Regions from separate parts of the Homo sapiens genome. Here region 1 is linked to region 2. A link is a contact called in ENCODE Hi-C or POLR2A ChIA-PET data. All regions are on one chromosome and are shown on one strand. Each heading gives the region's core, a stretch centred on a gene start or an enhancer-like site at or near the end of the contact. The rest is flanking DNA. Distances are from core to core; before and after follow the strand shown. Region 1 overlaps BTBD9 (BTB domain containing 9). Region 2 overlaps ZFAND3 (zinc finger AN1-type containing 3).

Region 1 (6,770 bases), core at 3,358-5,857, 110 kb before region 2:
ACAGAGAACAGAAAAGCTCACACAAATGCATATTGCCTTCAGCTATTAACAGAAGAAACTGATTCTGGCCTTTTACATTCACAACAGCCCGTAATAGCCTTCCTAGCAAATGAAGCTAAAAGCCAGCTGGACCTGATGCCTGGGAGCTAAGCCCTATCGTCTGGGCAGGACCTCGGCATTTCTGCCTCTCACACATCCTTTTCTGATCCTGCCGGTGAACCAAATCAGGCTGATCTCACTGATTGTATATATTCATCAAGAGGAGGAAGCTGCTGGGATCAAGGCAGATGGCCTTGCTGGAGAGGGGAATTGGTGATGCCAAATTTAAACACGGGGGAAGATCCGTAAAAGCTGCATACCTGCCTAGTGTGTCACTGCCCAAAAGGTCTGTAACATATTGTGACTTCACCTTTTAAAATATCATAAGACCATTTGAGGGGTTCCCAATATTTTTGATGCCAACATTTTGCTTAAGGAAGGGGCTGTATTAGAGTCACTTTCCAAAATATAAGAATGCTTTTCTTCTCAAGGGCTGTTTGGCCTGGACAAATTTTTATCATATTTCCACATTGAAAGCATAAAATGAGATAATTTTCTTTTTCTTCTTTCTTTCTTTCTTTCTTTCTTTCTTTCTTTCTTTCTTTCTTTCTTTCTTTCTTTCTTTCTTTCTTTCTTTCCTTTCTTTCCTTTCTTTCCTTTCTTTCTTGTTGAGACTGAGTTTTGCTCTTGTCGCCCAGGCTGGAATGCAATGGCACAATCTCGGCTCCCTGCAACCCCCTTCTCTCGGGTCCAAGTGATTCTCCTGCCTCAGCCTCCTGAGTAACTGGGATTACAGGTGCACGCTGCCACGCCCGGCTAATTTTTGTATTTTTAATAGAGATGGGGTTTCCCCATGTTGCCCAGGCTGGTCTTGAACTCCTGACCTCGGGTGATCCACCCACCTCAGCCTCCTAAAGTGCTGGGATTACAGGTGTGAGCCACCGTGCCTGGCTGAGAATTTTCATTAAATTGGACTGTGTAGTATGAAGTCTAGATCATAAGCCTGGGGCAAAATTTATTTGTTAAAAGAAAAAAAAGAGTTTGTCAAGTGATTAAATAATCTGTAAAAGATTGCTTGGGCAGTGTTTAGCCCATGTAAGAAAATTAACCAGGAAACTTAGGAAAATAGATTTGCGTTGAAAGCAGGAAATGTGCTGATTATAAATTGTTTTTTTTCCAAATGTGATAATGTATGCAAAAACATTTTGAAACTAGTGAGGACTGTGTGAATGTGAGGTGGGACTATGATTAATTGTTCACCATTCATTCCACACTCAGTATCTAATGAATATTGCAGCTGCAGCCATGTATTTGGTAATGTGGTGTTAGCTTTTATGTTATCACCTAAAACTTGAAGTTAAAAACTTAATCTTTCTAAGAAGTGAAAAGATGGTCTTAGTTAGCTGTTAAAAGTTGGTTGTTTTAGCCAGGTGTGGTAGCTCACGCCTGTAAGCCCAGCACTGTGGGAGGCTGAGGCAGGCAGGTCGCTTGAGCCCAGGAGTTTGAGACCTATCTGGGCAACATGGCAAATCACCTTCTCTACAAAAAAATACAAAAAATTAGCCAGGCCTGGTGGCGAGTGCCTGTAGTCTCAGCTACTTGGGAGGCTGAGGTGGGAGGATCACTTGAGCCCGGGAGGTGGAGGTTGCAGTGAGCAGAGGTTGCAGTAAGCCAAGATTACGCCACTGAACTCCAGCCTGGGCAACAGATTGAGACCCTGTCTTAAAAAAAAAAAAAAAAAAAGATTGGTAGTTTTGTATTGTCTCCAAGTTTTGGAAAGTTTTGCCCCATCCAGCTTTCCACAGTTATATCCTCCAGGCATATTCTCCATTGATATTTTTCCACTTTCAGATAACATACCTAGATTATACTATATTTCTCATGGTATGTGGGCTTTAAATAAATAAATAAATAATTATACTATATCAAATATAAGATTTCATGAGAAAGAAAATCCCTCCTTAAATATCCCCCTTTCTCAATGAGCCAGCCTACACAGTGGAGCCAAAATGTATACTTGCCACCTCCTCACATTTTTGTAATCCTGGACTTCAGTTGACTAAACACAGAAACTACATATGCCACACACCCGAGAGCTTCTGCTTGCCTTTTCTCTGGCTACCTGCAAGAGAATATTGTTAATCAGTGCCATCGTTTCTTCCCCTTTTAGAGAAATCACCCTCCACGTCCCAGATATGAGAGATTAAACATTATGAGACAGTAGGTAGACTCTCTGATGTCCTTTGACTAATGCATTTCCCCAGAATCCATTCCATCTGATGAGCAGCCAGTTTTTCCCTCCTCCTGCTATTAGGAGACTGGTGTTCCCTTTGCCCTGAAAGGTCGTGGCCCATTCAGAGGCAGGCCTCTGCAGTGGCAACACCTCAGGGGTTCTCATGTCTGGAATCTGCAGGGCAGCCGCCTGGTCTACTTCACACACTTTTAAGAAAACATGGTTACTGGGCTCTAGGCTCCCGCTGAGAATCTCATTTTGGACTCAGCGTCCTCCAGCAGCTCTTCTCAGCTGGACCTTGCTCCCCACCTGAGGGTGAAGCCACGTCATCGAACCCTGTGACAGCTGACGATAAGGAGCCCTCTCATCTTTGGGAAAGTCCCTCTTTCTCACCGGCAGAGTTGTTTCTCTGAAGCTGTATTAATTCCTTCTGGAAGCTGTTACAGGCTCCCTCCTGCCCCTCAGTAGCAGAGATTAGAATAGGGACCCTAATGTGTTGTTTGTCTTTCTGCTTCTCATCCAGAGGAGCAGGAACTGGACTTTTCCGAATTAGGTGAAAGTGCTGAAGTTTCCCTTTGTCACCACAACTCCTTACCTCTCTCCCTCACCTTTACAGCTGCCGCATCTGTTCTTTGCATCATGACCTCCAGTCTCTCTCTGTTCTGAACATTAGTCTACCATCTCTGATCCCACTTACCTCCTCAGAAGCCTACAGGTGGTCATTACTTTTCCTGGCCCTTCGTTCTCTGACCCTGGCCTGTATCCTCCTTGTCACTGTTGGCCCTGCTTCCCCAGTGCCACCGCTGAGGAGAGTTATAAACTACACTGATTGTTCCATCTTTGCAAGGCTCTCTCCCTGCAGCTCCACTGATGCCACTGAGCCCACTCCAAAGCCTGTTTTGCCTTGCCACCGTACACCACAGTCTTACCGCTCTCCGTTTCTACATAGAATCCTCTTTCATAATTGAACGAAAAGATTGCCATCATAAGGGAGGTTTCCCACCACCCCTGCTCTTTACCTCGTTGTCTCTCTGGTCCTGTAGCCATCACGGTATCATTGCTATCCTCACTGCCATAACATCTACTCTTATTGCGTACCTTTTCTGTCCAGTGCACTCCACCAGGAGCTTATCTTTGGCCCTTTTAGTTCCAAGTAACAGAAACCAAGTAAAGATAGGTTAAGCCGCAAATGGTAACTTTATTTAAGTGATTAGAAGATTTCTCACGGAATACTAGAGGAGAAACTCGGAGGGCCCTAGTAGGTTTTGAAACCAGACATTGGAATCTGTCGGGACCCCAGGTAGCCCTCCCTGGACTGCACAGCCTGTGGTCTCTGCTTCTCACTGCAGGTATCTTTCTTTGCTTCTGTATGCCTGTGATCAAAGAGACTCACCCCAGAATGCCTGTATTTTCATCATCTCATTTTAAGTGAACAGGGCACGTTAGGCTGGAATCTCACATAATTCTAAATTTTTGAGAAAGGAAATCTGATTAGCCCAGCATGGATTGGGCAGCTTCCAAGTCCAGAGGATAAACTGAGCTCAGGAATCTCCCATGTCCACCTTGAGGTTGTGCTGGAAAGAGTTGTCAAAGACAGGAGTTACTGTGTAATGTACAGACATACCAAAAAAACCTCTGCATATGCTATAACAGAATATTAAATGTTAGAACTGGAAGAGTGCTGAGAAGCCATCAAATCTCGACATTTAATGTCACAAAGGATGAAACCAAAGTATAAGTAAAGTGACTTGCCTAATGTTACTGAGTAGTTATTCAGTAAATATTTTTTGAATTGTTGAATGGAAGACAATTATTTCTGAAGAACTTAAAGGATCTTTACCAAAGAATATACTGTATACATTTTTGAGATCAGGAGTATCTTTCACTTTAACTGAAAGATTAGGAATGGATTTGATCATAAGTTATTGCACTGTCACTAATATCCTGGTTGCTGATCTTCCTTTAGTTGGTTTTCACCCAAATGAGAAAATTTAGCAACAGTGGCATTATGGTCCCAGGCCTTCCAGTGGAATTTCCCACAAATGATGGACAGTTAGAAACAGGCAAAACAGGCCCTTGCTTCTGGTCTAAAAGGCACCAATTCAGTGGAGAAGCTGTTGACCTCAACTGTTATACTTCAGCCATTGTTCACAATCTGGCACAGTATTAATCCCTTAAGAAAAGGATGAAAAAAGTGCCATTCAGCACAACATAGTTTGTCATCGCATGCATAATGTAGACTTTCCAATTAAAATGCTACAATTTGGAAACTTTCTTCACAGACTGATGAGAGAGCAACTATTTTAAAGACTGGAAACCTCAGTCCACTGGGTTTGCATTGAGTCACTTCTGACTCAAGCCACAAAGAAAAGAGTTTTGAAAACATATTCGCTATTGAATTTTGTATCAAAATACCAGCAAGGAGAGCAATTAGTTGCTGTAAACTGAACCCCTGGTAATCAATGGTATGCAGCCAGCCAGAGCATTTATGGAAGATGTAAGCAAAATCACATCTGCTAATCAATTAAAAAAAAAAAAAAGCCCAGCACTTCACTGCTTTTAGGGAAACTGCACAATGAGAATAAGGGAAGATGGAGGAGACAACATATATAATATCACCAGGCATTTCATGCTGTGCTCATTAGTTAGAGAGGTTTGTGGCAACAGCTAAACACCGACCTGATCTGCATCAATAAATCTTGGCCAGCAACTTCCTTTATTCAGCCCCTTTTGAAAATGGCTTCTGATCTATGGGTGGAAGTGTGCTGTGTATGTTTAAGGAGCTCATTTCAGTTAAGGTCATAGAGAGTGTCTGTCCTGGATGAGCTCACCATGCAAACATTCCCAGCTAGTTTACAAGTCAGAAATAGCTCTCTGTTGTTGCAGGCACAAAGACATAAGAATACACTTTGCAGGCAGCCAAAGAAGTGAAGGGAATTGGTAGAGCAAAATTCCTCTCAATGGAAAAGCAGAGGTTGAATCAGTTTTTCCTTTAGTATTCTTCAGCTGCAGTTGCTTTTTTCAGTCAAATCAACAAAGGGGTTTAATTCCTGGCTAAGCCTAAATTCCAAGCAAATGTGCATCCTAGGCATGAGTTAGAAGTCCTCTTTAAAACTTCAACATGTAGGTTGAGTCTGAGCCCTAGGCTCGATGACCTGAGATCCGTCAGTGTCCCTTTTCCACTCAGGAGTCACCATGACCCCACATCTCCAGTCCCTGGGGACTCTTAATAGAGGACTAGAGAGAGGATGTCTCAACCAGTATGAGCACTTGGCTGCTGTTCAGAAAAAAAGAATTTAGGCCAGAATAAATTAGTGAGGTAAAGATCGATAGACTAGGCTAATAAAAATTAATACCTTCAGCATGCAAACTATGATAGGCAGTGGATTAATATCCTTTAAATATAGAGGACATTTTGTAAGTCATTAACAAAAAGATACATATAAGTAGAAAATGGGTAAAATGTTCAAGCTCAATAAGTTAAAAATTGCAGATTAATAAGATATTTCAGCTATCAAATTAGCAGTATTTTTAAACATAATATATAATATTGGTGATGATGCACAGAAACAGGCATTTGTTATGCAGTGCTGGTAGTGTTAATATAAATTGGTATAGATTTTTGCTTGGGGTTGGGGGGAATAGAAGTATACAGCTATTTTATGATATACATCAAAGCCTCAAGATGTTATATGCCCTGTTCCAGGAGTTTCACTTACAGAATCATTCAAAGACAATAATCATAGATTTAGCTTAAGAATGTCTATCACAAAATTTTCATAATACGCTGGACTCAGTGGCTCATGCTTTTAATCCCAACACTTTGAGAAGCTGAGGTGGAGGGATTGCTTAAGGCCAGGAGTTGGAGACTAGCCTAGGCAACAAAATTAAAAAAAAAAAAATATCAGCTGGGCGTGGTGGTGTGCACCTGTAGTCCTAGCTACTCAGGAAGCTGAGGCAGGAGGATCACTTGAGTCCAGGAAATTGAGGCTGCAGTGAGCTATGATTGTGCCACTGCATTCTGCAGCCTGGGCAACAAAGCAAAACCCTGTTTCCAAAGAAAAAAAAAAGAATTTTCATAACAGTGAAATATTAACTACTTAAGTGTCAGATAATAATAGATTGATTAAATAAAGTATGAGACATCCATACAGTGAAATACTATGAAGTCAGTACATATGATGTAGAAGAATATTTGATGTTACAAAAAGATATTCATAATAGACCATTAAGCAAAAGTAGCAAGTTACAAACCATATGCACTGTGTGTATATGTTTTAAAAGTTACTGGAATTTCAGATTACCTTCATTTTAAGATAATAATTTGCCTTGAAACAAATTGGAGGACTTTTATAGAATAAGCTACTTACAGAGCATGATATATACAACTTAAAATTTTCCTCAAATATGTTATCACTCCAAGAATATCTACTAGAACATATATGATACTCATAATTTATCCTTCTTTTTTTTATCTTCTCCATATCCCATATCCTCT
Region 2 (6,936 bases), core at 1,334-3,833:
CTTTGCACTGCCCTTATTTTGTTCCCTATAGCTGTAGTTTGGGTCACCATCATATCCCCAGTGTCTGGGATGCTGCCTGGCATATAGCAGGTGTTGAATGAAGGTCACCCTAGCCAGGGCTGTGGGCTGGAAGATGCCCCTAATGGGGCTGCCACGGTGCAGACCCAGAGCTTTACCTCTGGGGTCTATGTCTTGGTCCCCACCCCCACCCCGAACTTGGGCACCTTGTCATACACAGCAGATCCCTCTCCTCCTAGTCTGGGAGTCCCTCCTCTTCAGCTCCTCCTGGTGTTTGGTGGATGTGGGCCTGAGGACTCCAGAGACACTCCAGCTCCCTGTCAGCAAGTTCTCCCATCGAACCCTGTGATGTGTGCCCCAGGCCCCTTCAACTGCACTCCTCACTGCTAGGATTGATAGAGCTGCCTGGAAGAGGTGGCCAGGAGGGGAGCCTGAGGTGTGGGGTCCTTCCAGGTCGAAAACTCAAAAGGCCTTTTATTAGGTCCCGGGTCTGGGGTGCTCTCATCTGCCAACAATTCAATCACCTAACCCTGTGGGACGCTCCAGAGGGTGTGCAGCGGGAGGGCCAGGCCTGGGCCCAGCACGCACTCGGTGTTGCCATCTTCCTGCTCCAGGCACTTTTTCCATCCCAGGCTCTCCAGTGACGGGCAGGAAACACCCTTCTGTGTTTCTGTGTGAATTTGGGCACAGCATTTAAGCCAAAGGAAAGGTGACATTCCATCTGTCTGCCCAGCCAAACATCTGGGTTGCTGGATGGCATACCACAGAAGCCCGGAGATAGGAACTTCCAGGCTGACCTGAAGGGAGTGAATTTGACTACTCTAGGTACCTCCAAGTGGAATCACACAGGATCAAGGGAGAGTTTTTCAGGTGTTTGGCGCACAGTAGGTGCTCAATGAACCAGGGCAACTTTTCCCAAGGTGTGCTGATTAAGAAAAGTTTTTTTGGTAACAAATAAGCTTGGTGTTGCCACAGCCACCTTTCCCAGGGTTTTTAAATTAAAAAAAAAAATACATATATATGTTTAGATATGGGCTCTCAGGCTGTTGCCCATGCTGGAGTGCAGTGGTGCAATCCTAGCTCACTGCAGCCTCCAACTCTGGGCTCAAGTGATCCTCCCGCCTCCACCTCCTGAGTAGCTGGGACTATCAGGCGTGTACCACCACCCGCTCCCCGCAGCAATTAAATTTTTTTTTTTTTTTTTGCATCACATGCCACATGCAGGGTTTGAAAAGAAAAAAAAAATATTTTTTCGTAGAGATGAGGTCTCACCATGTTGCCTGGTCTCGAACTCCTGGACTCAAGGGATCTTCCCACCTTGGCCTCCCAAAGTGCTGGCATTATAAGCTCAAGCCACCGCCCTCAGCCTTCAGGGTTTTAAACATGTGCTGTGTTGTGATGTGCCAGCTGCCTGCATCTTCCAAAGCAGCTCTGATCAAAACCAACACTCTATGTTGCATCTCAGAGACCTGAACTCCCTGAAACCCACTTTCAGAGAACAGTAAGGCAGGTTTCTGAGGACTTGGCCCCTCAGTTCCCAGGAAGGGCTTCCATCATTCCCTTATTAAAGCATTTCAATTTTTCAATCAATGTTATATGTTTAACTGTAGTCGTAAATATAAGGCCTACTGCATTCCTATCTCCTACCCCAAAGAAAACCAATTTTAACTTCTAAGCTTTTTCCTCCTCTTTTACCTCCATATTTCTAAATAACATACTACTCTCAAGTTTTCAGCTTTGGACATCCTTTGTTGATTTCCTGCTAAGAACAAGAACTTGGCTCTCTTATCCTCTGCCACCAATACACAGGCACATTCTTTCCCTCTCCCAGTCTCCTACTGAGATCCAGCATATATTTTTACCAGAGCAATATTCACTAGTATTTGTGTTTACATTATTTGTACGTAAATATTATTCACAGCTGAGTCACACAGGGTCTGCAGCTCCTCTTCCTGTGTATTTCTGCTTAGGCATTAATACACTGTTATTACTTGCTTAATTGTCTGTATCTGTCTCTGATTCTTAGACCTTCTCCAAGCCCTCTGACAGGACCCAGTGCTGACAAGATATGGGGCCACCTCGCAGGCCTCGAGCTGTGTGCTGAGTTCCCCCAGAGCCCGCCCCAGGTCCCAAGTCTCCATGTCTTTCTCCGATCACTCCTCCCTCACTGCAGCCTTCCCCCATGTAGTTGCGAGAATGGCTGCTGAGGAAATCAGGTTTTGAGACTCCTGCAGACTTCTCTTGGGTATCTGTGTTACTGTTGTGCCCATCTGGGGCCCTCTCTCTTGGAGACCCCCTTCTTGGGGCTAGAGGGGCTGCTCACAGCTCCCTGAATGTGCTGCTGATGGCTCCCTTGAAGACCACGGCCCACTCCCACCCATGGTTTCCTGTTTCTCACGCCACCCAGCAGGAAGGTTTCTGCTTGTCTTCCCACCATCCCCTCTTCTTGCTGTGGACTGTTGTTGGCATAACAACAGTTATGTTGTTGCTGTGGACTGTTGCTCTGTGAAGCAATCAGGAAGGAGCTGACGCAGACCCAGTTCCTGTGGACCAGTGGGCAGAGCACAGCCCACTGCTCCCTGCAGGCCCGCCTCACACCCAGGCCACCAAGGCCCTCTCTTGCCCTTTGCCCCCGTGCTTGTTCATCGCCACTGGGCCTCTGATTTCCTCTGAGGATTTTCATCACGCTCATGACAACTATGCGGTCAATATCTCTGTCCTAAAAGAAGTGGGGACAGGTCCCACTCCTGTGCCTCGCCCCTGCCCTGCCAAATGTTTTTTGAACATTTAAAAATGTAGTTAAGTTCATCCTATACACCAAAGAGTGCCACAGCACACACCTCCTCCAAGCCAGCCTTTGGGAGCCTTCGTCATCCATCCTGGAGGCCCTTCCTAGGGTGGGGTTCGGGTCTAGGGCATGCTGCCTTCCCTCAGGACCCAGCACCCACCCCACCCACGCCTGGGGCCCTCAGGGCTGGGGCTCGTTTTCTGATCCCCCCCAGTGTGTAACCTCCTGGCTGCTGGCACAGGCTTGGCCCTGCAGACCCACCTTTACCCCAAGGCCAGTCCCGCAGCTTCCCAGGGCAGAGGCTCCCAACAGAAAGCAAGGAAGCGGCTGTTTAGCCTGGACACTAACTGGACGAGTGCCTCCAAGTACTGCAGACGGTCTCTGCACACAGGCCCCCATCTCTTTCCAGCCCTGGCCAGGGAGATGGGTCAGTTTTCCCAGCAACCCAGGGGGCACTTAGGAGAAGGGGTGAAACAAGAAAACCAAACTTTCATACGATTGGTTTAATTTTTTTTTTCAGCAGGAGAAAAAAGAATAAAGTTACAAGATTCTTTTAATATTTTCACAATGTTAAAACTAAAACTGAGCTCTAGGCTATGTGTGTAAGTAAATCTAGAACACAAAAGGGTTAAATAAGATTTTCTCTTTTAAAGATACAAGAATTTAAGCTTTCCTTACATTTAACAAACTTCACAGAACAGATACTGCAGGGGAACAAGCCCCACCCCCCACCCCCCCCAGCTCTAAGTCAGGAAGCGAACATGGGCTTCGCTCCCCCAGGCCAGCTCCCCTGGGCTCCTTCCCATGGCTGCCTCCACGCAGCAGGCAGAGGAGGGGGCGGGGGGCCCTGGGGAGGGCCGGGAAGGGCTCGCACAGCCTCTTCGGGACCAGAGCTTGGCGGAAGCCTATGGGGGGCTGCCTCACTGAGGATGGCCCGTATGGTGGCCAAGGGCTGTGGCTTGACAGCAGTGGTAAACGCTGGGCAGACCTGGCCCCTCTGCCCTGGGTTGCCCTAGAGCAAGACACCGGTCTGGGTCCTGAAGCAAGAATTAAGGCTGGGGATTTTGCAGCGGGTTCCACTCTGGTGGGTGGAGGGTGGGAAGAGCATGACTTCCTATTTCAGTACGTCGGATCAAAAAACATTTGCAGTTGCAGGTGTTCAGCTGTTAATTTGCAGACAGAGTTGAACCATTTGTTGTTTTATAAAAAGGAAAGTTGCTGGGTTAAACTATTCCAGTAGCCTATGTGTGGGCAGATCCACGCTGCCTCCGCAGGGGCCTCCTGCCCTCACCCACCTGGATCTGATGCGGCACTAGGACCACTGGGACTGCTCACCCTGCCTGGGCTTTCAAGGGAATCCTGATCCTGTCCACCCAGCCCCAGCCCCACCTGACTGGTAGTGATTTCCTAACATGGGGCAACCAGGCCCACCCCCACCCTTCCCCACCTGGCGTGCGCAGTTGCAGCTGCTGAAATCCTCTGTGAACATGAGGGGGCACAGGTGGAGAAATGTACCCTCAGGCCCTCACCTACCAGAGCAAATATCACTCTCGGAGCTGGGCCACAGCCACAAACCGCTGTTCTAGACAGATCCAAACCCACTGTCCCTGGGACGTATGCTGCCTTCCCTTACTAAACTTGCTATATGGTAGATGTGGACTGGGTGTCCTTGGACTATGGGGCTGCATAGAAACGAGAATGGAGGCCACGACATCATCCTCTTGGCCCCTGGAGGCACGGGCGGCTCCAGCTGGAAGGGGCAGAGCCCGTGGGCGGCAGCTTCCCCAGCTGCTGCTCCCAGCACTTCTACTGATTCTTGTTGGCTATGAAATGTCTTTTTAAAAAACTCCCAATATAGAAATCTGGCTGCAGAGGCCAGTGTGCAGACCCAGCCACCGCGCTGTGCTGCCATTCGCCACATCTGGTCCGTGCCAGATCCCTGCACTGGCGAATGGCAGACCAGAGCCGGCGGAGGCGGGGCACTCTGGCTGCTTCTCGTGACCTTGGATCCTGTGTAGAAAAGGCGGGTCTCGTTCGTGGACTAGTCTTGAGTGGAGCTAATTTTCAAAGTGAGGTTACTGTTTCTCTTCTTGTGTGATGAGTTTTTTCATAGCAAGTCAGGTAAAAAAATTTCCGTAAGAATCTGTCCCCCACCCCCCATTTCCAGCTCTGTGGGAGAGTGAGGCCACCACCCAGCCCAGCCACGTGGCCAATCTCAGCAGCCTCCCGTGGCCAAGGCACACGTGGCCATCAGGTATCCTGGCTACTGGGACTAAGGATAAGTGAAGAGGTGAAAGGCCGATCATTAAACAGAGTTTCTGGCAAAGCCATGTGCGTCGTGGGAACTTTAACACCAGCTTCTACTCCTCTATTAACTCAGAGTCTCCGTCTGGAACACTTTCCACTTAAGGCTTTTTATAAGTTTGACTCCAGCAGTGACAGGTATGTGTTGTTTTAAATCCACTAGCCATGCTCAAAAAAAAAATATTCTTCATGTTTTAATTTTATACAATGGCTAGCAGGCACCTTAGTAACCAGCCAGAAATCAATTTCAACCACCATCAACCCCTAAACTACAGTACCAGGATGGCTGGCTAAAGAAAGGAAACGGACTGGCTGCAGTCTGACGCGTGCCCAGTACAAGGTGTCTGGCTGACTTTGTCCTAAATAAGGCTAACATTAGTGAACTAAGAACAGCGTCACGTGGTGGCCATGCCTGGCCTTCAGGAGCACCCCTCCCCGATGCGCTGGCAGGAGCGCCCCACTTTCCGGTCCAGCTTCACCATTTTCATGATGGCTTCCTCCCGGCCACGGCCCATGTGGTCGAATGTGCAGTCGTGCTGCTCGGGGAGGCGATGTAACATACAGAACACATAACCTGCAGCAGCGGGAGAAGCAGAGGAAAGAGTGTGTTAGGGTGGCCTCCAAGTGCGCAGAGCCTCACAATTGCCTTTGTCCAGAGGATGGAGGGGCATCCCAGTGAGTGGACAACACTCACTGCAGGGGTTCCTGATGCAGCAGAGAGCTCACTCCAACACCTGCACCCTGGAGCAAGAGGGTCAGCACTTTGCATTCCACAGCTGCTCAAGCCTGTCCCTGCCTGGACCCTTGAAGGGTAGAACCCTAAGTTGATGGCTGCGAGACACAGCCCTGTCCTTGCAAATGAGTGGGCTCTGCGCTCCTCTCCAGCACCATGCAGGCGGAAGAGCACAGGCTGTCAGCTCAGCTCTCTGCTTGGCTCGGGCAAACTGTGATTTCCACCACAGGATGCCCACCATTTCTAGGAGGCAGGAGAAATGATTATGTCTTAAATGACATTCCACCTCCTGTACAGCCGGGGCTTGAGAGGATGGTGGGAGTGATCAAACCACAACCCAAAAATGAGTGGGAGCTCTCAAAGGAAAGTGGATTATTTCTAGTGCTAGAAAAAGTATTAGATAGAAACAGAGGAGACAGCAATGCTGGGCTCCAATCGCCATCTCCAAGGAATCTGACACTTCTAACTGCACTGGGTAGGTGAGAGAGGTTGAGATGCCCACACTCGGGCCCCCAGCTGTCCTTCCCTCCACTGGGTAGGTGAGAGAGGTTGAGATGCCCACACTCGGACCCCCAGCTGTCCTTCACTCCACTGGGTAGGTGAGAGAGGTTGAGATGCCCACACTCGGACCCCCAGCTGTCCTTCACTCCACTGGGTAGGTGAGAGAGGTTGAGATGCCCACACTCAGGCCTCCAGCTGTCTTTCCCTCCCAGAAGCGCAGGATGCTGCAAGGCTCTTTTTGAAGCAGAGAAATCCAAGGGAGACACTGGTCTGGCAAATAAGAGAAAAAGACCAGTGATGAAAGATCAAGAGGCCTATCGAGCAGGGAGCCGGTACAGGTAAAGTCACTCTGGGTCAGGAACAAGGAGGGGAGGGCTGCAGGGAGCCAGGAGCCAGGCTCAGAGAACTCAGGGCGCAGCTGCACCGGGGTGTCTCCCATTCCCTCCAGCTTCCCAGGCAATCTCTAGAGCGGCCGATACGCATGTGGAGCACAGACGTCTGAGGTCCCCAGAGTCTGCTGGCCGCCTCTTTCAAAACGCTGGGGAGAACAAGATCAGGGCTAGGAAGACACCTGCCAGTGCTGGCTGGCTCC

What was found. Hi-C counts contacts between places; a loop is a spot of excess contacts on that map. ChIA-PET counts read pairs that join two places held with the same protein, here RNA polymerase II (POLR2A).
Region 1: POLR2A ChIA-PET joins it to region 2 with 11 read pairs in BJ. The contact joins two enhancer-like sites. A Hi-C loop is called at or near these places in 1 of 168 maps with a recorded cell type or tissue (astrocyte of the cerebellum). POLR2A ChIA-PET finds 5 or more read pairs at or near these places in 2 of 52 experiments (BJ and H1).

Annotation. Positions count from the first base shown.
Region 1 is chr6:38,260,513-38,267,282 of GRCh38, reverse strand. All of the region lies in intron 8 of BTBD9 (BTB domain containing 9), which reads left to right. Among named protein-coding and RNA genes, the nearest start is that of BTBD9-AS1, 220 kb to the left of the region's middle. Within about 2 kb of position 4,607, at least 7 of the 41 ENCODE cell types and tissues checked have a DNase peak (open chromatin) inside an H3K27ac peak, as active enhancers do.
Region 2 is chr6:38,150,983-38,157,918 of GRCh38, reverse strand. ZFAND3 (zinc finger AN1-type containing 3) reads right to left here. Exons shown (of 6, transcript NM_021943.3): 6 at 3,295-5,684. The coding sequence ends at 5,530. Among named protein-coding and RNA genes, the nearest start is that of BTBD9-AS1, 330 kb to the left of the region's middle. RefSeq lists an enhancer at 4,262-4,882. Within about 2 kb of position 2,583, at least 5 of the 41 ENCODE cell types and tissues checked have a DNase peak (open chromatin) inside an H3K27ac peak, as active enhancers do.